Regions from separate parts of the Mus musculus genome. Here all the other regions are linked to region 1. Evidence: chromatin loops called from intact Hi-C (ENCODE). Cell type or tissue: left cerebral cortex. All regions are shown on one strand.

Region 1 (8,000 bases):
GGGAAGAGGGAGAGGATGAGGAAGGAAAAGAGCAGAGTGGGTGCTCTGGCCCAGTACCTCCAACAGGCCATACTCCAGGGAGAAAGGCAGAAGGCTGTACTGCAGAGGCATAGAGGCAGTGGGAAATCCAGGTCATGTGCTGAGCAAGAGGGACTCAGCCAGTGCCCAGAAAGGTTAGTCCTTAAGACCTAGCCTGACTGGGCATAACTAAAGACGGAAGTCAAAGTAAACTTAGAGTCCTTTTAAAATTCCAGGAGGCCATGGAGGTAACCCAGCGGAAGCCCAGGTTCCCACAGTGCTAAAGGGCAGGAGCTCCTAGATAGGCCAGAACACAGTCAGCTCTAGGGCCCCACAGACCTCAAAATGCAAAGCCTTCCGCTCCAGCCACGCAATCCTGTGGGAATGAGTGATGTAGGCTAAGAAGGAGGTGTGACGGCAACACAGGGAAGGGAGGTCTGTCTACACAGAAAGCAACAGATAGCTATCGTTCTATTCTGGATGTTCAGCTTCGCAGCATATGTCCGTTTAAAAATGATGTAAAGATAAGCCAGCAAAATTAAATGCAAGAAGCACTCCCCCACTCCCAAGAGGCAGAGTCGAGTGAAAGAACGGAAATGAGTAGAGCCAGGAAGCACAGAACATTCCAGAAGCCAGAGCAGACAGAATTAGTGAGTGAGCAGCTCGGGCCACCATCATGGAACAGAACACAAGACAGCGCATTGCTGAGCAGAGACACCGAGAGTGACATGCTCTAAGTGGAAGCTCCTCAGACAGGGTGTCTTCTGCTCAGACTGTCTCATAGAGAGATGGGGGAAGGGACGAGAAAGAGGGGAAAGAGGAGGAGCGGAGGGGAGGAGGAAGTCAGGAAGGAGGGGGGACCAAAAACAGAAGTTGGTGGTCAATGTCAACAGGAGTCTGGAGGTCAGCTTAGAAGCAAGGCCAATGGAAGTTCCCCTTCTAGACACCAGGATCTTCTTTCCCAACATGGAGGTCTTCCCTTAGACCCCACTACATCCCCCTCCCTCTTCCACTCTTCCAACCCTTCATAATGACTAGGTCCTTAGGCCTTCGTGTATGTGTTTGTGTGTGTGTGTGTGTGTGTGTGTGTGTGTGTGTGTCTTAGGGTTTCCATTGCTGTGAACAGACACCATGACAAAGACAGCTCTTATAAGGGACAACATTTAAAGGGCTGGCTTACAGGTTGTGAGGTTCAATCCATTATCATCAAAGCGGGAGCATGGCAGTGTCCAGGCAGGCATGGCACTGGAGGAGCTGAGAGTTCTACATCTTCATCCAAAAGAAGCTAGGAACAGATTGTGTTCCAGGCAGCTATGAGGAGGGTCTCAAAGCCCACCTCCGTGGTGACACACTTACTCCAACAAAGCCTCACCTTCTAATAGTGGACCTGGACCACTATTCAAACCAAGCATATTCAAACCACCACACCAGCGATTTACCTTCTCTACACACAAACACACACACACACACACACACACACACACACTGCTCTGCTCAGTGATGGGATTACCATGATCCTGGTTTTTTTATGGCTTCTGAGGATAGGAAGTCAGATCCTCAAACTTGTGAGACACTTTACCCACTAAGCCATCTTCCCACCCTTAATTGTTGGCGTGTGTGTGTGTGTGTGTGTGTGTGTGTGTGTGTGTGTGTACTATAGGGGAGGCTGGGCAAGGTCCTTGTGAACAGCTAGCTTCATTGTCTAACGGTTAAGAGGACATTGTCACCATAATATGAATTTATTATATGTTATCTGTCCTCTACCAGGCTAAAAGCTGTCAGGATGCCCCTACCTCTAACCCACAGGGCAAAGACACATGTAGGAGATCTGGAAGCAATGAAGACATGGAGAGTCCCATGCTGTGCAAGGGAGACATGGAGAGCCCCATGCTGTGCCCCAGGTGACAAGCACAGACAGCTACAGCAGAGGGACCTGCCTGGCCCAGCAACATAACCAACTTAACACAGTTCACTCCCCCTCCCTCCCTCCCTCCTTCCCTCCCTCTCTCCCCCCTCCCATTCCTCTGTGTCTCCCCATCTCCAGGGTTCCCTAACCCCAAGGCTGATGTACACAGAGATTCCTCAAGCACTCCCCATACCTAGTCACTTTGCTCACAAAGGGGCTTCCTGTTAGAATTTCCATGACAATGCCCCTGAGAGATGCCCCAAGGCTTTGGCACAGAAGAGTAAGTCCCCTGGTTGATGGGGTTGAGTGGCCAGTGGGGACATATGTCAGTTATGATGCTGCCATCCCAAACTGCCCAGGGCTCTCTCCAGCAGATGGCCTTACAGAGGCAAAAGGAACACGAGAAAGCTGTCAGGGGTGAGTGAGCTGCAGAGATGTCAATGAGCTGAGATGCTGGAGAACTTGGTGCCACGCCCTTCCATGCTTTCTCTCTCATATTCGTGAGGGCCTAGATGTGGCCATGTCTAGGAAAGTCCAGGTCTTGCCCATCTTCACCTCTCACTGGTCCTTTTTCCTAAGGAAGCTGGGATGCCCTCACCTCAGGGTCTTTGTACCCGCTGGCCCAGACATCTCTAGTGTAAGGTCTCAGCTGGCCACCAACAGGATCCCAATCTGCTTCTGTACCATGCAGCGGCACCTGTGGAGAAGCACCCAGCCACATTATACCAGACTACAGCCCTGCTCACTCCACACTCCCATTTTCTGTCAGCTTCATTCATTGCAGTACTAAACTCTAAATTCCATGAGGATGAGGGTTTCGTCTGCTGTGTCCAGTACCTAGAGTGTGGTAAATTCTCAATAAGTGCTACTGATAAAACAAAATGGATGGATGGACAGATGAATGGACGGACAGATGGATGGATGAGTAGATGGATGGATGAGTAGATGGATGGATGGTTGGGCAGATGGATGGATGCTTGGGTGGGTGGATGGGTAAGTGGTTGGTGTATGAATCAGTGTTCTGTCAGTATGAGAAGATATCTGAGAAGTCTTGTAAGGAGGGAAGGTTTGTATTGGCTCCCATTTAATTTGTCCCACTTTTTAGAAATATAGCAAAGTAGTATGTCTCCATGAAAGAGCAACTGTTAACCTGCAGCAGGCAGACGAAGAAGAGGAGGAGGGAGAGTCTAGAGATAAAAATATCTCCTTTAATGGCATTCCCCCAATGATCTGTGTGTCATTAGCTGAGAACCATCAGGAGAGATTCCCTGGCATTTCGGATCTAATCCTACCAAGCTGGTCAGCTGCCTAAGAACTCACTGGGTGGGGACGTGTCCTACCTGGGCTATGTGGCTGCCTTTTGGTTCACTGGTTCCTCATGTGCGCTCTGCTTGGCACCGGCTGGGTCTCCCTCTGGTCTGCTCCACTCTCGTTTATTCTCAGTCACCCCAAGTCTCCTCTGAATCCCCTGGGATGCTCCCATCTCACCTCAGGCCCACCACAGCCAGGGTCACAATTGTCACGGAGCACTGGAGAAAGAAGAGGAAGCCTGGCTGGGAGAGCAAGCTGCTCCTCTCTGCCCCTGGGGTCTGTGAGGAGTGACTGCAGGCAAACCTCTGCTGTGGCTCCAGGAAACCAAGCAGACAGGGGATTAGCCTCAACAAAACTCAGAGCCTTGGCAGTTAAATTCAAATCAAATATAGTTTTTGATGTTAATTCAAGGAGTCTAGGCAAAAGAGCTGAGGGATTTGCTTCTGGAAATTGTATCAGGAGATGAAGGAATTGTAACTGCTGTGAGTCACAAGAAGAGAGTGATTTGGGGATCAGGAAGAATCCACTCAGAGCAGCTTCCCTCTCCCGTGGTGTAGGTAGCACCAATCTCTGCTGCCATGGTGACAGGCTGGCACCAAATGCCAGTGTAGAGAGGAGGCAGCCCTCCTCCCCTCAAAGTGCAGTTACTGGGCCTCCAGAAGCAAGAGCCAGTCACAATGACTGGACAAACAAATGAGGCAGGAGCCCACATCCCACGCAACACAGCATCCAAAGGTGCTCTGTGGACATCTGAAACCTTCAGGAACTGAAGCATGGCTGTCTAAGTGCACAGTCCCCTGCCTCAACTTCCCTCCACTCTAGTTTTTTTAAATGATGGCTTCAAATAGCAAACGTTGATTGAGTGGCATTGGGTCAGGGGTCAGGCACTCAGGAAGGGTGAGTCAATGATCTGGAGCCCTGGATGCTGGAGTAGCTGGTGGCTGAGATGACTAACCAGACATCTGTGTTAGTCAGCTCTCCATCTCTGTGACAAAGTACCCGAGGCTCATGGCTTTTATAGGTTTCTGTCTACAATCCACTGGCTCCATTGCCTTTGTGCCTATGGTGAGGCAAGCTTGTCATAGCAGGTGCTGGTGGCAGAAGAGGCCGTTCACCTCAATGCTGAAGAAAGGCAGAAAGAAAGGGCAGGGTCCCGCTATCCCCCTCAGCTGTGGCAAGGCTGTGTTCTAATCATTGAAAAGTCCCCTTCCCCAACCCAAAGAAAATAGGTAAAACTGAGCAGCAGACCAAGGAGGAGGAGGCAGGGGTGTGCTGTCTGATGGTAGAAACAACTGCCTAGAGCAATGCTTTCCAGAACATTCCATCACTCAACCATGCCTAACATCTCTCCTGTCCATTGCAAAAGTGGCTACCAACTAAACCTTTGGAATACAGCAAGGGACAGCTCGTCAACGCCACTTCGTTTTTACAGAGCATAGAGACAGCTACGATTGGCTAACAGCTTCAACGGCCACCATGATGGGCCCAAAACAGTGGCTGGAAGGGACATTCTTAAAGTGCTTGCTGTGAGCATGAGGACCTGGGTTTAATCCCCAAGACCCACAAGAAAACCAATGTGAGGCTGGAAAGACAGCTCAGCGATTAAGAGTACTTGACTGTTCTTTCAGAGGAGCTAGATTTGGCTCTCAGCCCCTACATGGTGGTTCATAATCACCTGTAACTCCAGTTCCAGAGGATCCAATGCCCTCTTCTGGCCAATGTGGGCACTGCACACACACACCATGCAACATACATACAAGCAGGCAAATACTCATACACATAGAATAAAGCAAATCTTTAAATAAAAGACAATCTATCAAAAGCAATGCTTTACATAAAATATAAAAATCTAAGACAGTAGAGAAGGGAGGGGCTCGTTCTCACCAGCAGCAGAGAATTAAAAAGTGTCCAGAAAAAGAAAACAAGCTAAGACAGCGAAATGCCTCATTTGAGCAGAGCTTTGGAGCTCAACGAAGAGGCACAGAGTGGGGGAAGATGGTGAAGAGTCCAACCAACCCAGAGCTGCAGGAAGATGCAAAGATGTCAATCTGCCAATCAAAATCCAAACTGAATTTTTGATTAAAAAAATTTAAAAAGAGAACTTGACAAAAGTATTTGAAATGTGAACAGATTCATCAACGAGAAAGAGTGGAGGGGCCAGAAATTGGTCCATGAACATCAGTGTTTAATAGCTGGTAAAGATGGCAAGAAACCTGGGAGAAATGATGGATTGTTTAACAAGTGGTGTAGGGAGAGATTCGGGGAAAATAAAGCTAAATCTCTCTTGTACTTAAAAAAAAAAAATCCCAAAGCATTAAAATTCAAATGTCAGAAATGAATCTAAAAATGTAATAGAAGAAAACGTGGGTGATTTTTTTTTTAATCTTGGTGTGAAAAAAGTCTTTCTAAGCATGACATAAAACCCAGAAGCCAGAATGGGAAAGACTGACAGATTTGACTAAGTCTGAGGCTCAGGTCAGCAAATACCCATCTAAAGAGATAAAAGACACTGGAGACGCAGCCTGACTCAAAGATCAACTTCCCCAAACAGGAAAACAATAGCAACAATTAGGAGCCATGGAGGAAGGAAGTCACAATGCATTAGAAAGCCAGACAAGGGGAAGGGTCAGGAGATTTACTAGAGACAGGCCTGTGTCACATAAACAGGCACAGGAAGTGACCACTACCAATGGGTGCAAAAGCAAGCAGAGTGAAGACTATAACATTCCCCTCCCATGGCAAGAAAATCATTGAGAGTGCTCCCTGCCTCCAAGGAGCGGGCAGCGGTGGCATGGAAACAGAGAAGGGGCTCCTGTGAGCTGCTGGTGACAACTGTCTTGTCACTTTCATAGCTTTCGCCTGGCAGTTTTGCATCTAGAATTGGGTTATCTTCCAATCCCAGTTCTCAAAGCTCATTGTGAAAAGCAGGGTGGCATGACACCCTCCCTTATAATACATTTGTACACACACAACCAAAGGTTAGATGGCGGCAACTGGGTGACCCACTGAGGCCTGTGAGCCTGCAGAAGGCAAGGACATACTGGTGATGAGGCTGTTTGGGGCAGTGTGCAACTCACTGTCAGGAGAAGGGTGAGCACCCCTGCATCACCACCGCCCCCTCTTCCGTATTACCCTGCTCTTGGGAGCCACTCCCGCCCAGGTGGCTTGAATGAGAACTATCTCCCCATACTCTTACATGTGTGAACACTTGGGGGAAATTATGGGACCTTTGGAGGGAGACCATTGTTGGAGGAAGCATGCCATTGCTGCCAGGCCTTGAGAGTTTAGAGCAGTGATTCTCAACCTGCAGGTCTTGATCCCTTTGGGGGTCAAACAACTCTTTCATGGGGGTCACCTAAGACCATGGGAAAACACAGATATGTGCATTACAGCTCATAACAGTAGCAAATTTAGAGTTGTGAAGTAGCAATGAAAATAATTTTCCAGTTGGGAGACACCACAGCATTAGGAAGGCTGAGATCCCCTGGTTTTGAGCCTCCTCCAACCTCCAGCTCCACCTGTCTGCTTCCTGTGTGTGGCTAATTATGTGATCTCTCAGATTCCTGCTCCCGTGGTCTGCTGTCTGAACTTTCCTGCTATTTTAGACTTTCTCTGGAACTGTAAGCCAAAATGAACTTTTCCATAAATCGCTTTGGTCATGATGTTTGATCACAGTGCTAGAAAGTAACTGATACACCAGCCTTCCCTCCTATTCTGTATTGTATAATCCTAGTCATCTCGTGGCAATCTTAGGGCTCATCAGTTCTGAGTACCCCAGATTTAAGATGTGCTTCCCCAGCCGGGCATGGTGGCACACGCCTTTAATCCCAGCACTCGGGAGGCAGAGGCAGGCGGATTTCTGAGTTTGGGGCCAGCCTGGTCTACAAAGTGAGTTCCAGGACAGCCAGGACTACACAGAGAAACCTTGTCTCGAAAAACAAAACAAAAAATGTGCTTCCCCATGCCCTGCCTCTGTTTTGTCCTGCCTGGTGCTAGCTGGCTTTAACACTAACAGATTCTTTGTCCCCTTCTTCCCCAACATCCTAGCATTGTCTTCTTAGTACCCTTCATAACTTAGGGAGTTGTTTTTGTTTGTTTGTCTGTTTGTTTGTTGTTTTGGGGGGGTTAGGTTTGGGGTTTTTTGGTTGGTTGGTTTTTTGTTTTAATTTTTGGAGATAGAATCCTACGTAGCCCAGGCTGGCTTTGAACTTGCTATGTAGCCGAAGATAACCTTGAACTTCTGCACCTGCTCTCTCTATTCCTGGCTACTGGGATTACAGTTATGTACCAACTTACTTTATTTCTTTTTTTAGCTGCTTGCTTTTCTCCTAGGATAACTTCCATGAGGGCTAGAGCTGTGACAGACTTACCACCCTCAGGGATGACCTTCACTCACAAAAGAGTCTTGATTCCCTATCCCCTCCTTCTCTGGGGCACGCCTCATCCCTGCTCCCTTTCAGCCTCTGCTCCTGGAGGCCTGCACACGGGGGAGGCCGGTGGATCCCTGGCACTCATGGCCCCCAGACTCATCAGCTTGTAGAGCTCTAGGTTCAATGAAAGACATTGTCTCAAAAAATAAGGTAGAGAGGCACCCCAGGAGATAACTGGTATCAACCATTGCTCTCTGGCCCCACATTCACACAGAGACATACATTCACACACACACACACACACACACACACACACACACACACACACACACTCCACAGACCCTGGAGCATATGGCAAGAAAATCCACACTACAGAGAACTCCTGGCCCAGGTGG
Region 2 (8,000 bases), 300 kb before region 1:
TCTTGGCTTCTCAGGAAAGGCATTGTGTCCCCACGTGTCCCTTGATTCCCTGCCCCTGGTCTCAGACCTGCCCATTACTCCTTGATTATTTCCAGGGATTCCCGGCCAGACTGGCCTCCCTCTGCATCCATGTTTGTAGCCTCTACCCCAATAAACCTCAGTCCCCAGAGGAGGACCAGCTGTCCTCTTCCTTCTCCCCAAACTGCTGTCCTGCCTCCCCCCGCCCCCTCCTGGTGCCTCCACTCAAAGCCATCTCCGGAACCTTGAGGTATTGATCGCCTCCTGCACGCACAGCAAGTTCCTCTCTCTTCTCTGTGCCTTCTGCTTGTACCCACTCCCTCCTGCCTTAAACACAGCTTTTGTTTTGCAAGGTACAAATGTAAGATCTGCAGAAGGAAGACTTCCATTGGCTGCCTCCCAGCTCGAGGCCATTTCTTTCTTTGTCCAACATGACAACTTCTTGAGGGGCTGGCCTAGTTGTGGGTCCTGTGGCTCACTTGCCCTTCCTTCAAGTCACCCTCTCTGGGCCTTTCTCCCACTTTGGGCATTCATTGGACCTGGGCTGCCACAGACTCTGTTTCTTCTCCAGAATTTTGTAGGCCTTATTTAGGTCTGGGTGTCATAAAGCCCCCAGCCCCCAGCCCAGGCCTGCCTTCCCCAGCCTTGTCCCTGTTGTAGGCGAAGGTCCTTGAAGCTGCTAAGTACTTAACCTTACCACTGCTTACAGCCCCTGCAGATTGATGACGACTTCTGCGGGCAGGATTTCAACCAGCCACTGGGTGGCACGGTCACCATCGAGGGCACACCCCTTTTTGTCGACAAGGAAGATGGCCTGACTGCTGTGGCTGCCTATGACTACCAAGGCCGCACCGTGGTTTTTGCTGGCACTCGCAGCGGCCGCATCCGCAAGGTCAGGCCTGTGTGGGCTTGGAAGGGCCACCCCTGGATGGTGTGTTTGTGTGTGTTCAGGTTCCATCCAAGAAAGAGAAACCAGGTTTTCTCTGACAGGGAGACTGGGTCTGCATGAGGTGGGTGGGTGCATGTCCAGTGACCTTGAAGGACTCAGATGTCTGGGTGCCTCTGAAAGGCTCCCTTCTTTCTGGGCTTCCCATGGGAAGTTTTCCCCAGTCCTTTGTTTGTCTGAGGACCCATGGGTAGATGGGGCTTGTGAGGAGTCGGGGCTTCCCCCTTTCCTGTGATTGGCTTTGTTCTGCTGCACAGGGTTTCAGGGCCACTGTTCAGAAAGAAGCCTGGGTCCTAGAGGCTTGGGTGTGTCTAGATGCTGGGGGTGGGGAGCTGGTGTCGATGTTGGACTGGGCAGGACTATGCAACCCCCCTCCCCATTCGGCCCTTCTTTCAGCCCTGGGAGATCTGGTGTCTGCTGAAGCAGCATTATGCCTCAGCCAGCCCCACTCCCACCCACCATGCAGCAAAGCAATGCCGAGGCCAAGGGCAGGGCAAGGGGAGAGCCCTCCCCTATCACACCATGCCTTCCTGGGTGCCCAGGGAGCTGGTGACTTGAGTGACAGAGGGCCCGGCTCAGGCCTTGGGGTGACCCTGGCTCTATGTACTGGCCTGTCTGGTCTCTAGACTCTTCCTTTTTAGGACGGAGAGGGCTTCCAGAGGCTGTGGATCAGCCTGTCACTGGAAGGGCAGTAGGTGGGGCCCCACCTGGGTGGAAGAAGCCTCCAGTAACACTGGAAGGTAGAGTTGCCTGGGTACCCAAAGGACCAGGAGGGTCAGGAGATGAAATAACAGCTGAGATCTCTTGCTGACACAGCCCTCCTCCCTCTGGCCTGCCTGCTCATGAGCCCGTGGGTGAGACTGGGCCCAGGGAAGGCCAGGAAGCCCTGGCCTCTTCTCAGCTGTGGGAATCACATCCCAACCTTGCCTGTTCTCTGGTCACCATCCTAGGCTAGGGTGCTGTTGGTGGTCTTGAGGCCCTGGGGCCTGAGCTGGTAATTGAGGGGCTCAGTAAACAAGGAATCCTGTGGACTCAAATGTTGTAGAGCCAGGCACCTGATCAGTGGAGGTTGAGCAGCTCATACCATGCCTCCACTGCACTTGGAGCCCTGACTTGTTTGTTGTGACTCCTAGGTGGTATAGGTGTGCCCTGGAGCTCCAGTATAGCCTCTTCTGTAACTGGTGTGCCTCAAGGAGGCCCATGAGCCTGGGGAGCCGCTGAGTGAAGTCAGTTAGATGTGTGTTGAGAGGGATTATGGAAGGTAGGGTGTGGGAAACCTAGAGACTTTGTCTTGGGGTTCTCTAATACCTATCTCCCAGCTAGAGATGGGCTTCCGGGTTGGGAGTGCCCCCTTTTGTTGTCCTGTGGACTATGGGGGTGGCAGATAGGCCCAAGTGAAGCTAGGAGAACGGGTCTCTCCAGTCCTGTCTCGCCTGGCTGCCTCCTGGGCCCCAGGGGCCCCTTTGGTTCCAGGCTTTGACTGGTGAGCTCAGAGCATACCTGTTCCCCGGAGTCTGGATTGGCAGTGCTCCCACAGAGAGGAAACGGAGTCCTGGCGGGTGGAACCTTGGAGACGGTCCATGAGCAGAGGCTGCGTTGTGGGTGACCCTGTGGAGGAGGTTGAGTTCCCAGCCCTCTCCCAGTCCTCTCTCCTACTCCCATCTTGCCCATACTCATGCTGGTGGGTGGGCAGATAGGAGTGGAGTCCCCTCTGCTGCCTTGAGATTGTGTATGGACAGCCACTAGACAGTCCAGCTGAGGAAGTGGTCTGAGTGACCCTTTGCCCTAGCCAGTGGCCTCCTCAGGCCAAGGGCCTCTGTTTGTGCCCACCAGCACCTTGCCTGTGACAGGCTCCTTGCATCTCTGGCTGCATCTGGACCAAGTGCAGCTCTTGAGTGGATGCGGCCTTTCTGGGGTAAGGAATCAGATGTGTGTGAGGGAGGGTAGACAGTTGGACTGACATTTTGTTTGGAGCTCTGTGGTTGAGCTGGGTACGTGCTGTGCCACCCAGGGCATGGATATAATTGTGTCCTGGGGCCCCTGCCATCTGAACCTTCTCACCGATCCACCTGTCCCAGTTGTGGGATCTCATCAAACAGTTCAACTGGTGTTCCTGTCTTATCCATCATCTTTTGTTGCCAGTGTTGTGCAAATGAGGTGTTTCTGAAGTTTTGTCAGCTCGTTCTCTCTGGCTGTGTGAGCCTCTCTAAGCCCTCTGTTCAGTACTTCTCCAGGGCCTGACAAGCTCCTTTGCTGTGAGCATATGCCCAGTGTTCTTGTGATTGACTCACCAGAAGCCTCACAACAATCCCAGCATCTGTTTCACAGATTGAGAAACTGAGGCACAGAGCAGTCATAACACATGACTCCAGGGCCCTTGCTTCCTCCCTCCCTCCCCTCTTTAGAGGGTCCTTGGAGGAGAACTGGAACCTAGCAGGGCTCTGAGGCCCAGGCTGTGCTTCAGTGACTGGGGGAGCCTCTTCCCTTGCTGTCCTTTCTGTTACTGGTCCCCAGGACTGCATTACAGGCTGCTATGATGGCCTCCATGTAGTACCTTAGATTGTCTCTGGGAGTAGGGTGGAATCCCCTCTACCTGCTGGCCAGGCTTGGAAATGCCTGAAGCTCCCACTGCTGGGCCTGGGGCTTAATCTACCACCAGGCAACAAGATTCCCACAGCTCGTATTTCCCCAGGTCATGGCCCTGACAGATGGGCAACTTTCTGTGGTCCTCCATTCAAGCCAGTACTAGTCCGCTGCTTGTGGGCTGCAGGCCACCTCCTGCATCTGGGCTTTGGAGTGGCCTCCTGAGCCCTCTTGTTTTTATCCAGGCTCCTCCCACCCCTGAGGCTTCTGGGCCTGGCTCTGCTGACTGACTAACTGCATGCAGGGGTGCTCGCCACCCCACCTCCTCCCCAGCTCTCAGCACTGCTTGTTGGAACCTGTACTCTGGGGACCCCAGGCCACTGCCTGACCTAGGGCAGGCAGGCTGGGCAGGCCCCTCCCATCTTTCCCAGGCCTGGGACTTCCAGGGCTTTAAAAAGCATCTAGGGAGCTCCAGAGACTTGCCTGGCCCTAGGCCAGGCCCTGCCAAACGTGTTGTTGTGTAAAATTGTAGCGATTAATTTAAGACCTGCCAACTTCAGCTGCTCAAGGCTGGCTGGGGTGCCCCTACCTCCCCCTTCTTCTCCAGAGCCCTGCCTGCCAACATGACCCTCCCCCAAATAGAGGCCTTCTCTCTGGAATGCCCTTCCCAGCATCCTCCTGGGCCTCCAGAGACCCAGCCCTGTGAGTAGCTCCCCCTACAGCCTCCAAAGAGCCATTTCTGGCCTGAGTTTGCAGTTGCAGGCCTTGTTTGGTCCTGTAAGATGGCCCAGGTAGCTCTACAAAAATGGGCTCTGGACTCCTGCCCAGTACTTGCTCCAGGGAAGGAAGGGGCCCCAGGACAGTGACCCTGTCCACTTATACTTCAGGGAAGGAAGGGACCCCAGGACAGTGACCCTGTCCACTTACACTCCAGGGCTGAGGTCCAGCAGGTCCCCTGGTAAGTGTGCCAGGTAGAATATAGCCTCTTTTGCTAGGGCATTTTTGCTTGTTTGCTTATTGTTTCTTTTTTTTTTTTCAGGATAATCTAGATTATCTGTGGGGTTTTTTAATGTATGAGAGAGTGTTCAATGTTGGCAATTAACCCCTTGTTTCTGGAAACCTCTGGAAACCACCTAATGTGCATATGAAGCACTAGTTTGGGGCCAGAGAGCCATGCTGTGGCATTGTACAGCTGAGAAAAGGCATGACAGGGCTGAGGAAAGGAAGGACCTCAGGCGGCACCTGAGGCTGCACTCATCTACTCAGGGGCCTGATGGGGCCCAACCATTGAGGAGGTCTACCTTGATCAGCCAGCCTCCCCTGAGCCTCTTTCCTTTCCTGGACTTGCATGAGCCCAAGCCTCCCTGTGAGTTGGCCAGAGGCTTGGAGAGGGTGGAAGATGGGACTGGGGTCGGGGTAGGATGGGGTAGTGGTCTTCCAGTTATGACCCAGGACCACCATTCTCTCTTGCCCTCTTGCTGCTGTGACCCTTTGGAACAGGTGTGGCTGCGGTGCCCATTGTCCTGCCAGACCATGTTCACAAGCCTTGAAGGCCTTACTCTTCAGCCTGTGCTGCCCCATCTGTCCAGGCAGAGATATCTGGCCTCCCAAGGGTGTATGCTCCCAGGGTATTAATCACAGTGTCTCCAGATGATGTTCTGAGGGGTGAGCACAGCTCTGCTCAGCACATCTAAAGCCTGGAGCACGAGTGAAGCCTCCAACTGGCTTACTCTGCACTTCCAATGTGCCAGTGGCCTTCATTTACAGCTGTCTCTGCTGCTATCAGAGTCTGTGCTGCTGCAGCCTGGCTGCCTGGGGACAAGCAGCCCTGCCTGCCAACACAGGCCCTTGACCTTGGATGCCTCCAGCTTGCCCTTTTTTCCTCTGCACCCAGCCCTGCTAGAGACCCTGTGTCCTCAGAGGCACCCATAATGGAGCCCATGGTGAAGGCTCACTGGAGGACACACCACCAACATCACCATCTCCAGAGCCCCTCCCAGGCTCTGCCTACTCCAGGGATGCCCTGGCTGACCCTTTGTGGCTAAGGTTCTGGGAATGGGCTGAGTCATGTGCATTTCCTTTGTGTCTTTTGCTCAGCTGCCACCAGGCTCATCCTGACCACAGTGCCAAGCTGTGGCCTGCTCTGGGTCTGTGAGTTCCACACTGTGGGCCACATACAGGTCAAGCATGCAACCCTCTGCTTGCCATGCAGTGTTTCATGCAGCATTGCTCCAAGGACCTAGCCTTTGGGGCATAGGTTCTGACAGTGTCGGGAAGAGTTGCAGGGCTTTGATCTTGGTCTTTCCATTCAACTTCTCAACTAATGTCTTGTTCCAAGCACTAGGTGGGACCCATTTCTGTTTTCTCTCCCTGCTAATTGTAAGTAGGAAATGGAGGGGCCCAGGCTGTCTGCCTTCTGTGGAGTAGATGTGCCCCTGTGGCACCCATGTACTCTCGTAGTGCTGAGCAGACATCTGTGTCTCCTGGGAGCACTGCTTCCTTCTTGCTGGTTCTAAAGGAGACCTGCCATCAGGGGCTGAGTCAAGACACAGACCTGATCAGTGCTATCTAGCTACTAGCCCCAGGCTGATGGCATATTAGCTCCTAGTGGCCAACAGGCTACCCAGATGCACATGGAAGTCACTCTTAATGTGTTTTACTCCTAGTACCCACCCTGGGCAGCTCTTCCTCTGGGAGCAGTTAGGTTCCATCCATGGCAGAGGAGGCCACAGTAGTGTAGCCCAGGGCTGTCCTAGGAAACATGTTCTATGAGTGGGAAACAGTGGGGCCATAGCAGAGAGTCTCCAAGTAACCTCCAATCAGATGCTCCCTCCTGTAGAACTGCTAGCCTCTGAATTCTCAGTCCCAAGAGGTGAGTATTGGCCTGAGTGATCCACTGTGTGGGGAAGGTCAGTGCTGGAGCGGGCTACAGCTAGCTGGTCCTCACAGCCCCAACTGTCCTTTGCCTAGAGCTCTAGCCTCTTTTATGTGTGACAGAGTTAGAGGTGAAAGAAGTAACCCCTGGAACCCCTGCCTATACCTGACCCAATTATAGCTATTGGGCACCTGCAAACCATGTTTTGTCATCCAGGTATGGACAGCTAAGTGCCAGCTACTCTTATACTGTCAAACTGCCTGGTCTTTGAGGGTGGTGGTGATCGGGGGTTAGAGGAAGGGCCTTTATGGGAATGGAGGCTGCCTTATGTAGCCCCTTCTATGACAACCTCCTACAGAAGACAGGCTTGGCAGTTTTATCTGCAGAAACTACTATGCTCACTGGCTGCTGCCCCTGATCTCTTCTCTCCTCTAGACCCTGTCCTGGAGAGTGAGATCACCCAGTACACTCTCACAAACAGGGAGGCCAGGGCTAAGTAGTTTGTAGGGTCAGCCCAATCTGCTATCTTGGGGCAAGCGGAGCAAGGGACCTCCTCTCTTAGGTTGGGCAAAACTGGGCAGCCCCCTGCCTCCGGGCAGCTAGGGCGCGTGCCGGCCTTGGCATACAGCCTGGATAGCCCAGACATCCTCTTCAGCAACCCGCCTGCCCTCGGTCTGGATAATGGCCCCATTGTTGGCTCAGGGCTGGACGGACAGCTGACCTGGCCAGGCTGTCAGCTGCCTGCCCACCCGCCCTGCAGCAGTTGGCCAGGGCCTTAGAGGTGATTGGAGCCTAGCAGGCAGGCTGGCAAGCCTGGAGGCTTTGGCCTTCCCCACGGGTGACAGCCTCCTCTCCAGCCTGACCAGGTTCCCTCTGTATGGCCTCTCCTGCAGTTCCTGGGATCCATGGGCAGGGTGCTCCTGTCCATTGGAGAGATCAGAGTCTGACCTGGCTTCTCTCTTGGGTCAGCTCAGATTTCAGGTCCATCTTGGCAGATAGGATAGAGACCTGAGGCTTAAGAAGCACAGGCAGGATGGAAAAGACTATGTCACCAAGATAGGGTAAGTGTTGGTGCAGCTTGGGGCTGTGTCCAAGGAGGCTAGGTGGTTCCACCACAGCTTCTAGAGGCATTGTGCTGTTCAGTTATAGAGGATTCTGGTGTCTGGGGAAAAGAATGAGAAACAAGAAGGCAACAGCTGGAGATGGTAAGGATACCCAGGATGCCCCAGTCCATGCCTTCCCATGTTCACCAGTTGCCCAGCTGCTTTGCAAGGGACTGCCAGAGCAGCTGTCTCCAGGTAGGTGGCCCTAGAGTGGACAGCTGTGGGCTAAGCCCTTGGCACGTGGGCTCTGCTGCCATGTCAGTGCTGCCCTGCTGTTATTGCCCTGGCCCTGTGCCTACTCTGCCTTCTAAAGCTCTTGCTCTTGCCCTCCTGGGATGCCCTCCTGGCCAGCTCCCCAATGTTCCAGGGCAGACTGTGTTCCCAGTTACAATCAGGTACCTAGAACTTGGTTCTTCTCACAGGCTCTCTGAGATACAGTTTACTGTCTGTGTGGTCTGATGAAGCTGGCTGTACT
Region 3 (8,000 bases), 200 kb before region 1:
AGCGCGAACAAACGCGCGAGCGATTATCATCCCAGAGGATTTTTAATAAGCTGGGGTTGGTTATTTAACCTACAATAACTACTTAATAAACATAGTAAATTACTCGCAGGTTTAGAAATATCTGCTCCTCCCTAGCTCCTCCCAAGACCACCTGTGCCCTGGAATGGCTCACAGGAAGTCCTGGTGTGATGCTCACCCTTCTGGCTGCCATGGTCACCAGTGCTGCCATGGTCACCAGGCTGGTAGCTGCTCCAGGGTCCGGGAGCAGCAGGGTCTGGCAAGGGTTTGCATTCTGCTTTATGCGTACAGTTAATGGGGTGCACCTCTGCCTGATTTCAGCAGGAGTCCAGGACAGACTCTTGGGCCAGGCTAGTCCACCAGGTTCACTTTTCTGAGCTGGGCCAAGGTATACAGCTCTCTGTCAGGGTTGAGGTTCCCATCCTGAGCCCACCACCTTGGATGTCCCTTCTCTGTGACTTGCTGCCCAAACACAGCATTCTTACCCAGGCATTCATGGTTCCCAACAATAGGGCAATCAGCAAACACCCATAGGTCTGAGATATACTCACAACTACCAACTCTCAATTCCTATGAATCTGCCATCCCTATTTATATCTAACATGGCTGAACATTGCTCAGCGCCAGCTGCCAATCAGACACGTCATACAGACCTACTTACGCCCTCCTCCCTTCCAAGCTGTGGGGCAGAAACTGTTGGTATCTCTTTTAACAGATGGGGAAACTGAGGCTTGGGTGCTTCTCTAGGTGACATTTGAAAGTGTTACATCAGGGATTATACACTCAGATCATTTACTCTGTGTGTGTGTGTGTGTGTGTGTGTGTGTGTGTGTGTGTTTCTCTCACACATAAAGTATGAGCCACATAATGTTATCCAATGATCTGTGAGCTGCCCAATGTCCTGGACTTTTCTGTCTCTGTCAGCTCAGTCTGCATAACAAACACACCGCATTGGGAGGCTGGAAACCCAGGGTCAAGGAGCCAGGGGGTTCTAGTCTGGGTGAGGACTTGTGTCCCAGCTTTACACCCACATCTTGCTGTATCCTCCTGTGCTAGTCCCAAAGTGTCTAGCTTACTTTCTACCACAGGCTCTGTCTACCCATACAAAGGACCCCTCCTCCAGACACCCTATGGGTAGAGGGTTAACCCGTGTATGTAAGTGTGACACAAAGCTTTGGCTAAGGCAGCTTGAAACACTGGGATCCTATTTCTCCTGGTCCTTGGAGTGCACGGGTGGACACAGCCAGGTGAGCTTTCTCTTGCCTCTCCCACAGCCATGGTCAGATGGAAACTGGGTCCAGAGTCATCCTGGATGGCACCCCTAATTTATCCCTGATCAGGGCTCTGAGACTAGATGAGGCTAGAGATAAGGGGGTGGGTACTGCCCCCACCCCCACCCCACATGGCTTAGATCTAGAAACTTGAGGTTGTGAGGAACATAGAAAGGACAGGTACTAAAGAAACAACAGGCACAGAAAAGCTGGGGTCAGGTAGATGGTGTGTCCTCTGATGGGGCTGCACCAAGTACTGTTAGCTACTTAGGTTGTCTCGAGAGGTGAGCATTGTCAGGCTGTAAGCATCTGGAAGAGGAAGCTGCAGTGGCTTGCTTTTGCACACACTGATGAATCATTTATAAACTATCATACTTGGACCAGAAGAAGGCTTTACCCTTCCGAGCCTGACCTGAGAAAGGCTTTGCCACTCCATAGGTATGAGGCATTGGTCTTTGGAATGGCTGTGCCTATGTCGATAATACAGATACCCTGAATCTCTGACCAAGACTTTGTTGTCCCTGACCCCAAATTCTGGGGGCTTCTCTTTCCTATGGGGCTTATAATACTGAGCAGCATGGAAGGTTGCAGCCTGCTCGTGTAGGCTCATGGCCCATGGATCGCATACGCTCAGCAGCATGGCCTGGATAGGAGGGACGGTCAGTTTTTATTATCAACTTCATACAACATCAAGTCACCAGCGGAGAGAGAACCTCAACTGAAAAACTGCCTAGATCAGATTGGTCTCTGGCCATATCTATGAGAAAATGTCTTTATTGATGATTGATGAGGGAGGGCCCAGCCCACTTTAGGCAGCACCATCCCTAAGCAGGTGGGCCTGGGCTGCCTAAGAAAGCTAACTGATTATGAGTTGTTAAGCCAGTCAGCAAGCCAAGTCTCTTTATGGTGCCTGCTTTGGTTCCTTCCTTCGGTGTAAACTGTGCCATGGGAGTTGTGAGCTGAAATAAAAGTTTTCTTCCCCAAGTTGCTTTGACCAGTATTTTATCACAACAACAGAAAGGGAACTAGAACAATGTGGAAACCTTGTCTATCATTGGCATTTTTTAAGTATTGCTGGGGGTGACGAGTGGGGAGAACCCTGGACAGGGCTGCGTGGGCTGCTGCCCAGTGTCAGTGATGAAGTTTCACACAGGAAAAGGAAGATGGTTCAGAAGCTTCACACAGGCCAAGCTGGGGGGCAGCGGGGACAGTCAGTGAGGCAGGTGGCCCTGAGAAGACAGATGCACTGCAGCTGGTGCAGGTGGGGGTACCGGAGGCTCCCCTGGTACAAGGGCTAGAGGTGCTACTAGTGGCTTTGTTGGGTCAAGAAGGGCTAAGAGCAAGCAGGGACAACACCTTGAAACAGCGATGCATGTCTGGAGCAGGCTGAGGAGATGAAGCAGTCAGAGGACCTGCTGGGGCTGTGGTGGCCTTTGTGTGTGAGTGCAAGTATTTGGGTATGTGAGTATCATCTGAGAGTGTGTGAACACATTTGAGGAGATGAGTGTGGGAGCAAGGGGGCATGTGCGTGCCTTCCCAGGTCTCGGGCTCTATCTCTCCCCAACTCTCTCCCTTCTATTAATTCTCCTAAAACCGACCCCCAGCATTCAATTCCCGTCTTACTTAAAAAAAAGTTTTATTGTCAAATATTTGACCAACTCTAAAGCTTGAGCCATATGTTTTTTTGGGTTGAGAAAGAATTAAGAGAATCTGAAACGAGAGGACATGTCAGACTCCCACTGCTCCCCCAACTCCATGTTCCATATCCTACACTACCACGCCATTTTGCTGGCCAGTCCTGGTGACAAGCAGCTGCCTCCCCAACCACCTCCCCAGCCCCCTCCCCCAAACTGTTTGGGCTTGCTGCTTTTCTTAAAAAGCATCATGCAAATGGAATCGGACCTGTGTATTCTTGTGTGACTTGATTCTGTCAGGGGCATTGTCTCTGCCACGAGTTCCCGCTGCCGTGCGTACCTACACATTAATCACTGCCGAAGCAAGTAGCCCCTTTGTCTGAATTGCCCAGCACATCTGCATTCTCTGGGGGGCAGGCACATGAGTTGCCTCCAGGGTTTCTTTTGTCCCAGGGAAGCATAGCGCCACCATGAGGGCCTTATAGAGGGTTACACAGTCAGGGTTGGAGTGAGTCCCAGGGTTATGGATGTAGAAGTGGTCAACTGGACTTTGCCACCCCACTCCCCATTTCACCCCTGTATGCTGGAAAGGGGACTGTTTGGATGAGCTGATGTCCTTGCTGGCTTGATCTGAGCAGGCTGCAGTCCAGGGAGACCAGAATCCTGGAGCAGGATGAGGAAGGGCATCCTCCAGCTCAGTGGCCCCTGCAGTCCAGGAGAGGCACTGGTGGGCTCCATCCATGTGCCTGTGCGCTTGGCTCACAGCAGAGCTGTGCAAATGCCATTTCTCTGGCTCAACCAAGCCATGCAAAATTCACCTATGGCTGAGGAAATCAGGATCTGGAGGGAGGTGGGGAGCTGTCCAAGGGTAGGGCTGCCCACCAATCTAGATCTAGGCCTCCTCTGCCCCGGCTGCTCAGCTGCCCTCTGCCAGAAGAAAGCTAGCATGTCAGCTAAAGGCACATGACTGACTCCGTGCGCAAGGTGGGCGTAGGCTCTGTGGCTGGTTTGCAGGCAGTCAATAAACACTCCAAGAAAATGCTTCTCTTAAGAGCCAGGCCCTGTATGAGCTCCAAGCTCATGCTATGTGGGAGAGGAACCCCACTGGCTGACACCCACCAGGCTCCCCTGCACCTTTCAGTGCAGATGCTGCTCTGGAGAGAGCTTGGAATGCCTGAATGACAGGATGGCTTTCTCTTACCAGCAGGGGTACCAGCTGGAGTTGGAAAGTACTAGAAGCCAAGGGGCTACTCCCCACTGCATTGACTCCCCCCAGAATCTCCTGGATTTTTGCACATCTGTGACTGAGGAGTTGGGGACCCAGGAGAGGTTATCCTTTGAGGTCTCCAGGGAAGTGGGGAATGGAGAAAAGCAAGAATTCAAGTTGATATTCACCCAGGTCATACTTGGAGGTCACTTATTATTCATACATGCCTGCACCTGGCAAAGAATCATGGAGAACCATTAGTTCTCATGAGGTTCATAAGGCAAGAATCCCCACACAAGGACCCCTGTTCCACACCTCCAGGATCAGCCATGTTCCATCTGCACTGGAGGAATCAGGAGGCTATGAGTCCAGCATTTTAAGTCCCAGCCCTGGAAGTTAGAGCCCACATTCAGGAAGAAGTGGTGGACTATCTGTAGGTAGGCAGAACTGAATCTTGTGAGCTCAGTACAGATTCACTGTGATAAACCAGGGGAAAGCAGAGCAGGAGACCGTGTGTAAAAGGGCACAGGTCTAGAGGCTCAGGGATGGAGATAAGAACAGAGGTACAATGGATGCTAGGGGGAGGTGGGGCTCTTAGCACTTCTGGATCCTCTGCTGTGGGTCAGAGATTTCCAGAATGCATTGTACCTTTCCAGGGTCTGGGAAGTTATGCTGGCTATCTCCCACTCTCTTAACTGACAGTTCCTGCATTCTGTCCCCAGGGCTGAGAAGGAAGAAGGCAGATTCTGGGTGGCAGCTGGTAGCTGTGGCCTCGGGGACACCATTTCCTTCGGGGAGCACACCTTTGCTCCTCAGGGTCCCACCTAGTGACCCAGTGAGTAGTGACAAGTAGGTTCTCCTTTTCAAAGGAACATGAAGGTCTATAATGTGTTCAGTATTTAGATTGTGACAAGGGTCCCTGCCACACAGGCTGGCTTACAGTCAATCAGGGTCTCCTGCAGCCAGAGGCCAATGGTCTGTGAACAAGACTGTCCCCAAGGGAGATGAGGATTGAGTCAACAGGGATTCGACCTCAAGGGTACCTCTGAAGAGGATATAGAATTGAGTGACCAGGAGGCAGTACTGAGACAGGAACCCGAAAGGAGTGAATGTGGCTGCAGAAGAGTTGGGGTGAGTGCCTGCCATCTGTGGGTGTGACTTACTATGCTGAGCTCCATCCTAGACTAATTCTGGCTCACTCCGACCAGTTCAGGCCTTGTCCGGAGCTAAAATGATGGACTCAGATATTGTGTCCTGCTAGCTGCCTCACCTGCTGAGGATTCCAGTCAAGTTTCAGAGCTACTGTGAGCCGTTTTCTTCTTGCAGCTTGTATGGCAGCAGTGACCACCCAACAGGCTGCTGCATGAGGGGCAATCCATCACCTATAGCCCACAGCATGGACAGTGGCTGCTGGTAAGTGTCTTGCTTGGCCCTTCCTGGCTCTGCAACATGGACAAGTCTTTTGCCACCTGAGAGCCCCAATTGTGGGGACAGAGTTTTCCAGAGCATGATGCTGAGAAGACACAAAGGAACTGATGGTGTGCTCAGGGAACAGGTGCTGTGTCCCTGGACTTCAGGTTGTCTGGTGCCTTAACTGGAGTCGGACCCTGAGCACTGGCTGATTGAGGCACTCCTCGTCCCTTGGGCTGATGTTTCCTGCTGCCCTGTGGCATGGGTCCCTGGGAATCTCTTAGGACCTGATGTTCATTCGGAGGAACGCCCCTGAGTAGACATCTGCAAGCGTGCGGTGGTAGGAGAGTGTAGAGGGGAGTGAGGTGTGAGGCCCACTCTTTTTTCCTGTTAATAGCGCGTGCAAAAGCCTCTTCTCCATCGGATTCAATTTATTCCCATCTGGGCCCTGCTGTCTCCATCAATTCAGCTAATAAAGAGAGGTGGACGTCTGTGACCCAGGCCACTGCAGAGGCCTCTTCCAAGCTAATTAACCGGCCCGAACAATCCCTTTTAATATCTCTGTACTTAATGCCTTAAAAGGGAAGACTGAACTGGGGGAGGGGGAGGGGCTGGGTGGGATGTAGAGAGGCTGCAGCAGCTGGCTAAAGAAAATATGAGGGCAGGTCTCTATCCTGAGGGAAATTCTGCTTTGTGACAGGTGGACAGATCCGGGATCACCAGGGGATAGATTGTACCCTGGCTGGGGTAGTCTCTATCTTGGATTGGTCTTGATGGAGTATCTAGCTCCTTCTCTTGAGCCAGCCTCAGCCCAGGCTGGGAGCAGGGCGCAGCCTGGGGATGGGGGAGGGGAGAGGTGTGGAGCTGTCCACCCAGCCGTGCTGAAAATGCTGATATTGCAGTCTCCAGGGGCATCAGTCACTAGCTAACCCTGCAGTTTCTGACCCTCTGCATGTTTTGAACTTTCAAACGTGCCCTTTACCTTCCCGAGAACCTTTCCCAAGCCCGGCAGTGCACCTCCTGGTGGCCTTGGAGCATAAGAAGGGAGGGTACTGTAGCTATTCCCTGTTCCCTGGAGAGAATGGTCTTCTGCAAACAAGACCTTGGGAAGACAAGGCTGTAATTACAGCAATCATTTCCAGGCTGATGGCAGGTGTGGGAGGAGATGAGGGGAGGGAGCTCACTGCAGGTTGGGTGGGGTCAGCACACAGGCCATTAGGACCAGGCTGGCCATTCACACAACAAGGTTCAGATGGCTAGACCTGCCCTTACACACCCACATACTACTCATGGCCTGAAGAGTAATGGGGACCAGACAGATGGGATCCAGCTCCTGGGTGGGGGCTGCTGGCCCACTTGTTGTGTAAGATATCTCCTTATTATCTGGGAATTCTGGGACATGCAGGATTTCAGGCCAAGCTTCAGCCCGCCCCTCCCTAGCTCTGTGGCTGTTGGCTTATCCCTCGGAGCATGCTTCTCTATTAGTTTTATACCCCGAGTTTCTCAGGGTGAGTGAGGTGCCAGGCTCAGAGCAGAGGCTCCATAGATATAAAAACGAGTCTTTACAACCCTAACTCGTATGTGGGTTGTTTTGTTTTGTTTTGTTTTGTATGAGAATGTCTCCTATAGATTCATGTACTTGAATGCTTGGTTCCCAGTTGGTGGAACTGTTTGAAAGGGATTGGGAGGTGTGGCTTTTTGGAGATGTGTCAGCTACTCCAGTGCCACATCTCACATCTGCCTGCTTGCTCCTATGTGCCCTACCATGGACTCATCCTTTAAAACTATAAGCCAACACCTAATAAACGCTCCTTCTATAAGTTGCCATGGTCATGGTGTCTTATCACAGCAGTAGAAGGGTAACTAAGACACTCATATGATTCACTAAAACTAAAAAAAAAAAAAAAATAATGTATACTATGCCCACATAAAACCGCTAAATTTCTTACCATTGGAGGACTTGTGAGCTCCTGACTACCCTTCATGCTCACTTTCCCCATCTTTCATTGGAGTGCCTTAACTCTTGCTGCTATGGAAACAACCTAATGCCAATGGGCTCTGCTCTCTCCTGTACTCACACAACCCTTGCCCCTCGTCGAAGGCAGAAAACCCTTCCCCCCCCCTTTTCTTAGTTCTCCCCATCTCTATGGATCTTTACCATCATTTCTTGCTCTTTGAGTTCTAATCACACAAAGGAAGCAATCAACCTCGTTTGGGGCTATGTGCAGCATGGGTCAGCCACCCTGCAGAAATCATGAGGAGCAAGAGACTATGTGTCAACAATTTTTGGAAAAGAGGTCTTTTCTGGGCAGAGGTCAGGTAGGGTGGATGAGTGGGGGTGTGTGAAGACAAGGAACAGCGTCATTCAAGGGGGATTAGGGTATTTATTGGGTGAAAGCCGGAGGCAATGGAAGGAACAGGTTTCCATGTGGAAGCTGTGCCTTAGCAATTGCTGATTAG

The links. Hi-C counts contacts between places; a loop is a spot of excess contacts. Peaks named below come from ENCODE experiments on the same cell type or tissue, not always from the same donor. Only the 100,000 strongest peaks of a DNase experiment are listed, where the experiment ranks them.
Region 2: it touches region 1 in a loop (2.1-fold over the local background); 4 of 42 quality-filtered maps call a loop at or near these places.
Region 3: it touches region 1 in a loop (2.1-fold over the local background); 3 of 42 quality-filtered maps call a loop at or near these places.

The regions. Positions count from the first base shown.
Region 1 is chr6:89,043,633-89,051,632 of GRCm38, reverse strand. No RefSeq gene overlaps it. Among named protein-coding and RNA genes, the nearest start is that of Gm36639, 24 kb to the right of the region's middle. In left cerebral cortex, CTCF peaks have their summits at 3,525 and 4,946 (motif pointing left); DNase peaks (open chromatin) are centred at 2,937, 3,791, 4,994, 5,752 and 1 more place; H3K27ac peaks cover 1,189 bases.
Region 2 is chr6:89,347,766-89,355,765 of GRCm38, reverse strand. It overlaps Plxna1 (plexin A1), which reads left to right. Exons shown (of 32, transcript NM_008881.2): 3 at 728-910. Among named protein-coding and RNA genes, the nearest start is that of Gm40415, 9.6 kb to the left of the region's middle. In left cerebral cortex, CTCF peaks have their summits at 3,575 and 4,273; DNase peaks (open chromatin) are centred at 3,991 and 7,101; H3K27ac peaks cover 666 bases.
Region 3 is chr6:89,240,953-89,248,952 of GRCm38, reverse strand. No RefSeq gene overlaps it. Among named protein-coding and RNA genes, the nearest start is that of Gm36735, 29 kb to the left of the region's middle. RefSeq lists an enhancer at 5,034-7,608. In left cerebral cortex, a CTCF peak has its summit at 3,399; a DNase peak (open chromatin) is centred at 3,942.